Linked DNA regions of Homo sapiens: region 1 is linked to region 2. A link is a contact called in ENCODE Hi-C or POLR2A ChIA-PET data. All regions are on one chromosome and are shown on one strand. Each heading gives the region's core, a stretch centred on a gene start or an enhancer-like site at or near the end of the contact. The rest is flanking DNA. Distances are from core to core; before and after follow the strand shown.

Evidence for each region. Hi-C counts contacts between places; a loop is a spot of excess contacts on that map. ChIA-PET counts read pairs that join two places held with the same protein, here RNA polymerase II (POLR2A). Pooled maps may share reads with other maps.
Region 1: a pooled map shows a loop between it and region 2 (3-fold over the local background). The contact joins the promoter of SNX17 here to the enhancer-like site in region 2. A Hi-C loop is called at or near these places in 2 of 50 pooled maps. POLR2A ChIA-PET finds 5 or more read pairs at or near these places in 5 of 52 experiments (GM12878, H1, activated CD4-positive, alpha-beta T cell and 2 more).

Annotation. Positions count from the first base shown.
Region 1 is chr2:27,369,366-27,374,496 of GRCh38, forward strand. It overlaps SNX17 (sorting nexin 17), which reads left to right and starts at 1,251. Exons shown (of 15, transcript NM_014748.4): 1 at 1,251-1,441; 2 at 1,904-1,978; 3 at 3,258-3,375; 4 at 3,882-3,946; 5 at 4,496-4,606; 6 at 4,720-4,810; 7 at 4,981-5,068. The coding sequence starts at 1,379. It overlaps EIF2B4 (eukaryotic translation initiation factor 2B subunit delta), which reads right to left and starts at 973. Exons shown (of 13, transcript NM_001034116.2): 1 at 919-973; 2 at 511-554; 3 at 49-184. The coding sequence starts at 949. RefSeq lists enhancers at 219-1,180, 654-933, 1,154-1,243, 1,181-2,142, 1,264-1,323 and 1 more.
Region 2 is chr2:27,162,156-27,167,482 of GRCh38, forward strand. No RefSeq gene overlaps it. Among named protein-coding and RNA genes, the nearest start is that of TCF23, 16 kb to the left of the region's middle. RefSeq lists an enhancer at 3,237-3,546. Within about 2 kb of position 3,021, at least 3 of the 41 ENCODE cell types and tissues checked have a DNase peak (open chromatin) inside an H3K27ac peak, as active enhancers do; they include GM12878, where a contact is called at or near this core.

The sequences.
Region 1 (5,131 bases), core at 1-2,500, 210 kb after region 2:
CTCTACCAGCTCCACACCCCAGCCCTTTAAAAGAGACCCCTCACTCACCTTGACATTGGGCTGCAGATACAGCAGAGCCAGTCTCTGGTTCTGCCCCCTTTTCTTCCTTCCGTTTCTTCTTCTGCTGTTTCTTTTCCTTCCGAAGCTGCAGCTTTTCTTCTTTGGTCATTTCCCTCCCCACTGCCTGAGACACAGACATAGGATACTGCTCTTCCCCAACAATTCCAAAGGGGAACAAATACTATTGGATGCTTACAAGATTTCCACATGGTTAAATCCCTAGTTCTTCCTAACTTCCACAAGCTACCTGTTGCAAGCTTACATCCACAGAGGCTGACGTTTCTCCTCCAGGGACAGAATCATATATCCCTAGGGTTGCAAGACCTCTGTAAAATCTCCTGGCTTTACTGAGAAATAAACCGACACGGGATGGGAGCTGGGGCGGAATAAAGCTGGCACAGCCTCCTGCGTAGCGCTTGGCAGGCGGCTTGGGAGGGAAGCCTCACTTACCCCAGGCCCAGGGGGAAGCTCCGCCTTCATCCCGGATCCCGAGTCTGCATCAGAAAACAGGGCACAAAGTGAGCCAGAGAGACTCCGGGAGGGTTTGGGGGCACGAGTACTCGGCGCAGCCGGCTGCTGGGTTGGCATGACCACGGATCCGCCGGCAGGCGCGAGGCGAGCCAGGGATCCGCGTGGGGACGCACTGCGCGGCGGATCAAAGGAATGGAGGGGTCACCGACCCTCCTCACAGCAACCAGCCGGTGCGCGGCGCGGGACTGCGCTCGAGACTGTGTAGACCGGAGCCCAGCGTGGCGCTGGAACGGAGCGGCGGGGCCCAAAGGCGCTCAAGGCCCGGCACTAGCTGTCCGGAGCTCGTCGGCTCCGCGTACCAGTAGGCAGGCCCGGCTCTTCACTCACCCTCGCGAACAGCCACGGCCACAGCAGCCATCGCCCTCAGTCCTAGGCTCCGCCCGCCGTGGTCACGGAGCCGCCCCGCTGCCTCGCTCCGCGGCTGCAGGGTCCACAGCGCCACCTGGGCTGGAGGCTGAGCCGCAGAAGCGAAGCGCGCAGCCCCAATCGGACTACAATTTCCGACGGGCCCCGAGGCCCCGCCCCGCACTACGGGTTGCAATGAGGGCCAACTCCACTTTGGGCTCCCTATCCGGACAGGTGGCTCTTGCCCTTTAGACTACAGTTCCCAGCATGCCCAGGCGATTGCGTCCCAGAACCGACGTCCCACCGCCTTCCCACATCGGATCGCAGGGCTCCCAAAATGGCGAGTGAGGCTGCGGGGACTCGCTGAGCAGCGGAGGGGGAGCGTGCAGAGCCGCTGCGGCCCTCACAGTCCGGAGCCCGGCCGTGCCGTGCCGTAGGGAACATGCACTTTTCCATTCCCGAAACCGAGTCCCGCAGCGGGGACAGCGGCGGCTCCGCCTACGTGGTGAGGAGCGGCCGGAGCCGAGCCGGGCCGGGCAGGGGCGGGGATAACGGGCCCGAGCCATCTCGGAGCGGCCTCTGAGGCCTGACCGCCACCCTTCGGGCCTGGTCCTGGGCCGCCGACTCCCGACGGCCTCTCTGGGAGCTTATCTCATGTGTGTGATTCGTGCAGTGGTCGCCCGAGCTCCTGTAGGCCCTTAGGCCGGGTCGCTTCCCCGAGCTAGGCCGCAGCTGCCCTGGTGGGCGTCACTGGCCTCTTGGGCAGTGAGACTGCAACACAAGCGTCCGAATTTCCCCCGGACTGGCTCTTCAGCTTTGGGACTTGGCCCTGGCGAAAACAAGCGAACTATCCCTCGGGAGATTAGCGCGTTACTCCGGCGAGTTGCCAGGCAACTTCCGGCCAGGGTTCTCAGGGGGGTTGCGCAGACCGCAACCCTAAAATGCTTGACTACTTTTGTGTCCTCAGGCCTATAACATTCACGTGAATGGAGTCCTGCACTGTCGGGTGCGCTACAGCCAGCTCCTGGGGCTGCACGAGCAGGTGGGACTAGCACCCCTGCCTTGAGACAGCTTCAAGCCCTTCCCTACACGTGGACATCAGTGTCTCCCTTTACCCGCTCTTCTTGTTCCCGTAGGCTGTAGTTCCCCTTTAATCACTGCCACAGGGTAGGGCCCTGGTTTATCTTGTCTGACATTTCCGGGAACTCCCTAAGAAGCTTAATGTCCGCGCAACAACTGCTCCTTCCTGTTCTTATATTCTGGTTTTCTGTCCAGTCTTACTGCTCTAGTAGCCTTTACCCCTGCATGGACAAACCAACCCCTCCCCCCACTACCTCCACCCAGGCTGTCAAAGCACATTCCTTCTGTCATCTGAGCGGCAACTTGAAATTCTTTTCCCTGCTTATACAAACGATTCACCGATTTCCTTTTGTGTTCTTCGGCTCATTTCAGTGTGTTTAGCTGTGCCAATTATCGTTATGTATCTGTGATGCAATGTTTCTCCTCCTTCCTTACCAGATCTTAAACTCTATTTAACTCAGTAGAGCTCCACTGATAATTAGTTGTGCAACCCTGAACAAGTTACCTGATATCTTTTTTTGGGACGGAGTTTCTCTCTTGTTGCCCAGGCTGGAGTGCAGTGGCACGATCTCGGCTCACTGCAACCTCTGCCTCCTGGGTTCAAGCGATTCTCCTTCCTCAGCCTCCTGAGTAGCTGGGATTACAGGCGGCTGCCTCCACACCCAGCTAATTTTTGTATTTTTAGTAGAGAGGGGTTTCACTATGTTGGCCAGGCTGGTCTCAAACTCCTGACCTCAGGTGATCCACCCACCTTGCCTCCCAAAATGCTGAGATTACAGGCATGAGGCCTGTAGAAACTGATTTCTTTGGGCCTCAGTTTCTACAACTGAAAGATGGATTCTTTGATCTGCAAAGTCCCTTTAAGTCCTAAGATATTTTGTGAACAGACTTAGCTATTAACTGTGCACTTTATAAAGCCCTTTCCTTCCTTTAAGGGTTCAGTGAACAGTCTTGCTAGGTGGTCAAGGGGCTCCCTATAGGTCCTGGCCCAGTACAAATCCTCCCCGTACTGTGGAGGGGCTGACTTGTACACAGTAAAATAGAGCACAACTTATATCTAGGACAGCTCCCTTGAGGTGCTACCGCTGTCAAAGGAATTGTTTCTCAGATGACCAGGGTAGACAGGGGAACAGGGACTGAGGGAAGGGAGGGGCACCCAAGAGAACATTATGAGCATATGTAGATTGCCTCATCTCATTTTCTGTGTTTATGTGAAGGGTTGTATCTCTTTCTCTAAATAGCTTCGGAAGGAGTATGGGGCCAATGTGCTTCCTGCATTCCCCCCAAAGAAGCTTTTCTCTCTGACTCCTGCTGAGGTAGAACAGAGGAGAGAGCAGTTAGAGAAGTACATGCAAGCTGGTGAGTGGTTGCAGGAAACTAGGTTGACTATATTGAGGACTATGGGGAGAGACTTAAAAACAGCTGGTTCTGTGGAAGGGCCTGATTTAATTTCTAGATCTAGGAAGGCTCTTGTTTGATCTGTTATGCAGTTAGCAAAGTAAATAGTGTACGAGGATGTGTAACTCTGTGTACTAGCAAAACAATTTGGGCACTAACATCTATGAGAAATACTAGTATAACACTAGTCTTAATATCAGTGGAGAGAACTTAATTTGTATCTGATGTGCTTTAGATTAACATCATTGTTATTTCCCTAGTTCTATAGACTGGACTCACCTAGATGGCAGCCAAGGGTGGGGCAGGTGAAGAATTTATGCAAACAGTGAGTGAGGTGAGGCCAGCTGGGGGATGTGGCAGGCCACCATCAGCCCAGGAAATGGGGTCGGGGGAACCTACTGAGAGGAGGACTGGGGAGCCAAGAGTGAGTGCTAAGTTCCTGTAATAATGTTCTCTTGTCCTCGTAGTTCGGCAAGACCCATTGCTTGGGAGCAGCGAGACTTTCAACAGTTTCCTGCGTCGGGCACAACAGGTAGGGCTTTGGGTGGGACCAAGATTTAAGGAAAGGACCTTGCTGGAAGGTCATGTCTTTTATTTTTTTGAGACAGAGTCTTGCTCTTTTGCACAGGCTGGAGTGCAGTGGTGCGATCTCAGCTCACTGCAATCTCCGCCTCCCGGATTCAAGCGATTCTCCTGCCTCAGCCTCCCAAGTAGCTAGAATTACAGGCGCCTGCCACCATGTCCGGCTCATTTTTGTATTTTTAGTGGAGACGGGGTTTTGCCGTGTTGGCCTGGCTGGTCTCGAACTCCTGACCTCAGGTGATCCACCCGCCTTGGCCTCCCAAAGTGCTGGGATTACGGGTGTGAGCCACCACACCCAGCCAGGCCATGTCATCTTAATAACAGAGGAGTCATCTTTTTTAATGGAATGGAACTTCTATTCTTATGAAATCAAAGAAATCACAGCCTATATTTAAGCAGCTGAGAATAAAGACACACAAGGGACCTAGAAATAGAGTTGGGCATAGGTCAAGGCAAGGGACAAGGCAGTGCTTCCCATCCCCATGTGTGCTCACAACAGGAGACACAGCAGGTCCCCACAGAGGAAGTGTCCTTGGAAGTGCTGCTCAGCAACGGGCAGAAAGTTCTGGTCAACGTGCTAACTTCAGATCAGACTGAGGATGTCCTGGAGGTGAGGCGCTTGTTCAGCACTGCCCCTTCTTCCCCTACATCCTGGGGTCCTGGGCTTGGAGAATGATTGGAACCAGCCAGTATGATGAGCTGTACTTCTATCCCTATCCCCAGGCTGTAGCTGCAAAGCTGGATCTTCCAGATGACTTGATTGGATACTTTAGTCTATTCTTAGTTCGAGAAAAAGAGGATGGAGCCTTTTCTTGTGAGTTTCTCTGGACTTGACTGCAGTACAAGGGTACTTCAGTAGAGTTTGCAGCCCCCCTAACTCCCCACCCCCACCCCCAGAATGAACATTGCCTCAGGGCACTTCTTTCTTGATTTCCCTTCCTTTAAATCTCACTATATTTTCATTTTTTTTTTTTTAACCTGTAGTTGTACGGAAGTTGCAAGAGTTTGAGCTGCCTTATGTGTCTGTCACCAGCCTTCGGAGTCAAGAGTATAAGATTGTGCTAAGGAAGAGGTCAGGGCTGGGCCTGGAAGGGGAGGGGTGGGAGGTGCTGTGCTGGATTGGATTATTGGGCCA
Region 2 (5,327 bases), core at 1,771-4,270:
TGAGGCAAAATTAATACAAGTAGAGAGTTTATTTGGGCCAAGTTTGAGGACTGCAACCTGGGACATTGGATTCAAATTGCCCTGAATATACACTCCCGGGTTGCCTTCCTCAAACTTGGGCCCACAAAACTCTCTACTTACGTAATTTTGCCTCCATTTTTTTCCTTTGGATCAACATATCTGACATAGCAGGATTTGGAGTGACTCAGCCCTGACCACCCGGTGTTTCTCTCTGGAAGTAGTGCTCAGCATCTGCACAAATCCACTGTGTCCTCTGTCTTCAGAAGTCCTATCCGGCGTTGCAGGTGAGTTCTGAATCTGGACCTCCCTTTCTTTGGTTAAGGTCCAGATTTTAATTTGGGCCGTTTCTCTTTTGACTCTCTCAGAATGAAGGTCTCTGTCTCTGACTTTCCTATTGAAGTCAGGGGATCAGGATTTTGTTTTCTGCCAACACAGAGAACGGCGGTTTGCTTTCGTTTTCAGCTGAGGTCTTGTTGCATTGTGACCTTTCATTCTGGAAATCAGACTTGTTTCACCTATGACCAACCTCTCTTGAAGTTATTTTTCCTAATTAATGAGAGTGAATGGATTCTTCACTCTAAAGATGAAAGGCTCTTGCTCCCTCTGACCTGTTAGAGTGCTCTAAATAATTAGAGACGTGGTGGAGGTGTTGGACCCTTGTCCATGATATCCAGTGGCCTTACAGGGTTTCCTCTCTCAGAGGAACATCTGCAATCTCTTGCTCTGCCAGCAAATGCACGCGAAGCCTGGTCACCTAGCACTAGTGAACCCTCTGTGACCCTCCAGGGACTCCGAGTTTCTGAGACACATAAAAGAGTGGACCCAACTCATTGGTGACATATTGAGGAGCTACACTCACAAGCAGCACATTTGGAACCGCAACATTCCCCAGAGCTTAGTCCTGAGTGATTCAGGTGTCTAAATTATGGGCGTTAAAGCAAACTAAATATGGCCTGAGAAGGACTCCATACTTCTATATTTGAGTCCTTGTGGACGAACTGTAACCTAGTAATAGGAAGACAGGGTGGTTCACGGTGGCTCATACCTGTAATCCCAGCACTTTGGGAGGCCAAGGCGGGTGGATCATTTGAGGTCAGGAATTTGAGACCAGCGTGGCCAACACGGTGAGACCCCATATCTACTAAAAGTACAAAAATTAGCCAGGTGTGGTGGTGCACACCTGTAATCCCAGCTACTTGGGAGGCTGAGGCAGGAGAATCGCTTGAGCCTGGGAGGCGGAAGTTGTGGTGAGCCAAGATCATGTCACTGCACTCCAGTCTGGGTGACAGAGTAAGACCCTGTCTCAAAAAAAAAAAAAAAAATGCAGACAAGATTGAAAATCTAATTTAGGAGTATGCACCTGTAACAATAGCTGAGTCTTGGCCAATCCCAGCAGCCATACTTCAACCACTCATAGATTGCTAAGTGTTCAAACTGTGTTCAAATAAGGTAAACACCAACCTGCAACCAATGCAGCTGTTTCTGTACCTCACTGCCGATTTCTGTATGCCACTTCCCTTTTTTTGTCTATAAATTTGTTCTGGCCATGAGGCATCCCTGGAGTCTCTCTGAATCTGCTGTGATTCTGGGGTCTGCCTGATTCACAAATCGTTCCTTGCTCAATTAATCTCCTTTAAATTTAATTCGGCTGAAGTTTTTTTTTTAACACGGGTAAAAAATCATCCAACTCCAAAGACTCTCTAAGGAGGCAGCCTTTCTTGGAGACACCAACTGGGTTTATGTACAACACATAATGGAGTGTCCTTTTGTAAATATCTAGGAAAACGGACCCGCATAACCCAGAATAGTCATAAGCAACAGTGGTCAAAATGGGGGTCCTTTGAAATGCCTAAAATAATTCATTTGCATGCACTATTGGAAAAAACTGGTTTTAAAACCATGCAAATTGAATGAGAGACCTACTTTCTCTTTATCCTGGATGAAATCTAATAATAATAGATTTGAAAAAAAAGTTTCAAGAGCTCTGTGGTCAGAAGTCAGCCTAACTAGAAGTTTGTGAACGAAAAATAAAATCCTAAGTCCCCCAACTGACTGAACAGACCCCCTATTGGCCAAGGGGACCCCAGAGAAACCTGAAAAACTGAATTCCCAGCCACAAAGGTGTTGAGGAATAGAGTCAAACCCTGTGAAATATTTGAAGAGATTTATTCTGAGCCAAATATGAGTGACCAATGGCCTGTGACACAGCCCTCAGAAGATCCTCAGAATATGGTGGTTGGGCCACAGCTTGGCTTTATACATTTTAGGGAGACATAAGACATCACTTGGCTGGGCACGGTGGCTCACACCTGTAATCCCAGCACTTTGGGAGGCCGACATGGGTGGATCATGAGGTCAGGAGATCGAGACCATCCTGGCTGACATGGTGAAACCCCGTCTCTACTAAAAAATACAAAAATTAACCAGGCATGATGGCGGGCACCTGTAGTCCCAGCTACTCGGGAGGCTGAGGCAGGAGAATGGCGTGAACCCAGGAGGTGGAGGTTGCAGTGAGCCGAGATAGCACCACTGCACTCCAGCCTGGGCGACAGAGCGAGACTCTGCCTCAAAAAAAAAAAAAAAAAAAAAAGACATCACTCAATACATGTAAGATGTACATTGGTTCAGTCCAGAAAGGCAGGGCAACTAGAAGCTGGTGGAGGGCTTCTAGGTCTTAGGTAGATTTAAAGATTTTTTGATTGGCAATTGGTTGAAAGAGTTAAGTTACTGTCTAAAGACTTAGAAATGTCCAGGTTAAGATAAGGGGTTGTAGAGACCAAGGTTTTATGATACAGGTGAAGCCTCCAGGTCTCAGGCTTCAGAGAGAATAGATTGTAAATGTTCTTATCAGACTTAAAGAGTCTGTTCTATCAGTAAATCCAAAAGGGAGGAGGGTATCATGAGGCATGTCTGAACCCCCTTCCCATCATGGCCTGAACTAGTGTTTCAGGTTAACTTTGGAATGCCCTTTAGGGACAGGAGGAGTCCATTCAGATGACTGGGGGTTTAGACTTTTATTTTTGGTTTACAGTGGGAAGTGAGGTCCGACATGTCTTGTTATACCCCTCCTCCCTTTTGGTGTTTAGGCACAACTGACAAGCATTGTGGTTAAAACAGGGATTATAAGACTGGCAAAAGAGAGTATCTGTGGCAATAAGATACCAAATTTTGAACAACAATCTGTTAGGCACAAACAGTTTCTCTTCAAAAGTTTCAGTTCCTGGTTCTTTGTTCTATTCTGAAAGTAATGTTACCTGTCCATCTATCAGCCCTCCCTATCTCTGTTGCACCCAAACACGTCCAAGCATGTCCCATCACCTATGTGCCCGTCCTTCCCATCAAGTGCCCACCCTTGCCTCCTTCGATGATGTCAATACTAGCCAATCGGGATTAGCTTAGATCGTGCGGTCTGACTCCAGCCAACCGGGGGAGGACCCAGGAACAGGGTCTGCATTAGGGATAAAAATGCCTGCTCTCCTTTGTTCAGTGTGCTCCCTTGCCTCTGCCTTGCATGCAGGTAGCACCCTTCTATAGAAGTAAAATTTTGCCTTGCAGAGAAGTTATCTGAGTGCTCATTTCCTTTGCAAGCTTTATTTCCTGAGCTTTATTTCCAACAAATCTAATAACCAGGCAGAATTGGGGGAAAAATAGAATTTTCAGAAATTAAAAATATGATATTTTAATTAAAGACTCAATGAATGATTAGAAACTGCTAGAGGCCATGAAAGGCAAGGGTTAAATCATACCCAACAAACCATAAAATCTCATTAACTGGGTTTTTAAAATTAACGCAGTATACTGTGGCTTACTTTCCAACCTGACTGTGGCTTAGCACCACATGGCAGATTACAGGCCCTGAAGGAAATAAAAATATTTTACTCCAAAATGTATTTGTTTGGCATACTTTGAAATGGTCCTGCAAAGCTGTCTTTCGTGGGGGAAGTTTGTATCTGTAGAGAATCTCCACCACTGCAACCAGGTCTTCCTTTCTAGGCCTTTCCAAGATCTAGGAGAGATTAACTGAGAGGCTGACACTTTAAAAAATCTGAAAAGAGACATTTACCATCTATTCTTTCTGAGGGCTGGTCCCTGTGAGGCTTCATCTCCATAATAAGGGCCTTGGCACCCGTGACTCCCTTTTTTATTTGTCATTTTTGTTGTTGTTGTTTTTAGACAGAGTCTCACTGTGTTGCCCAAGCTAGAGTGCAGCGGCATGATCTTGGCTCACTGCAAACTCCACCTTTCAGGTTCAAGGGATTGTTGTGCCTCAGCCTCCCAAGTAGCTGGGATTACAGGCGTGCACCACCAGGCCCGGCTAATTTTTGTATTTTTAGTAGAGAGGGGGTTTCACCGTGTTGGCGAAGCTGGTCTTGAACTCCTGACCTCAAATGATCCACCCATGTCAACCTCCAAAAGTGCTGGGATTACAGGTGTGAGCCACCATGCTGCCCTGACCCTCTTACCTTAACACAAGCATTCTTTTCTACTGAATTCAAGTCTTTAAGCAATAGCTTAACTCTCTCAACCATCAACTAAAGAATTTCTAAAACCCACCCATGACTTGCAAGCTCCCACTTCAAGATGTCCCAACTTTTCAGGCCAAACCAATGTATACCTTTTATGTATTGATTTATATCTTTGCCTGTAACTCCTGTCCCTCTAAAATGTGTAAAACCAAAGTGTAACCTGACTCCTCAGGCACACTTTCTCAGGACCTCTTGAGACTATTCCCCTGGCCATGGTCACTCATATGGGCTCAGAATAAACTTCTTTAATATATTTCACAGAGTTTGGTTTTTCTGTTTACAAGCCAATACCCAGGCTATATGTGAGGCTGGGGGCTCTTTGCTTTTTCTCTTTTGGATTCTGTTTCTGGGAATTTTTTTTAGTTGATTGACACCTCTTACAAAAAAAAAAGTTTGATCCCTCTGCTTTCTGGTTGGCATGATTTTGCTGATGAAAATGTAAAACTTAATTGGCTTTTTAGAAAGCTTAAAACCTCCCCAAATTGGCTCCTCTAAGATTTGTTCTTCCATTTCCTGCCACTTCTGGTCCTCTATAACCCACACTCTATAGCTCAACACTGTACAGCCAATCATTAATCAATGTTATTTCTGTAAACCAATGAGAATTCCTGACAAACAACTTTGTATCAGCCCACTCCTTGTCCTCTTTTTTGCCTTTAAAAACCTGCTTGTAACAAAGGCCCAAGCCTCCACCCATTTCTGACACTATGGTAGACTAGATGTTCAGAGAAACTCTCCTGGTACAGAAACTCAAAATGATGGCTAAAATCGTAAAAACAT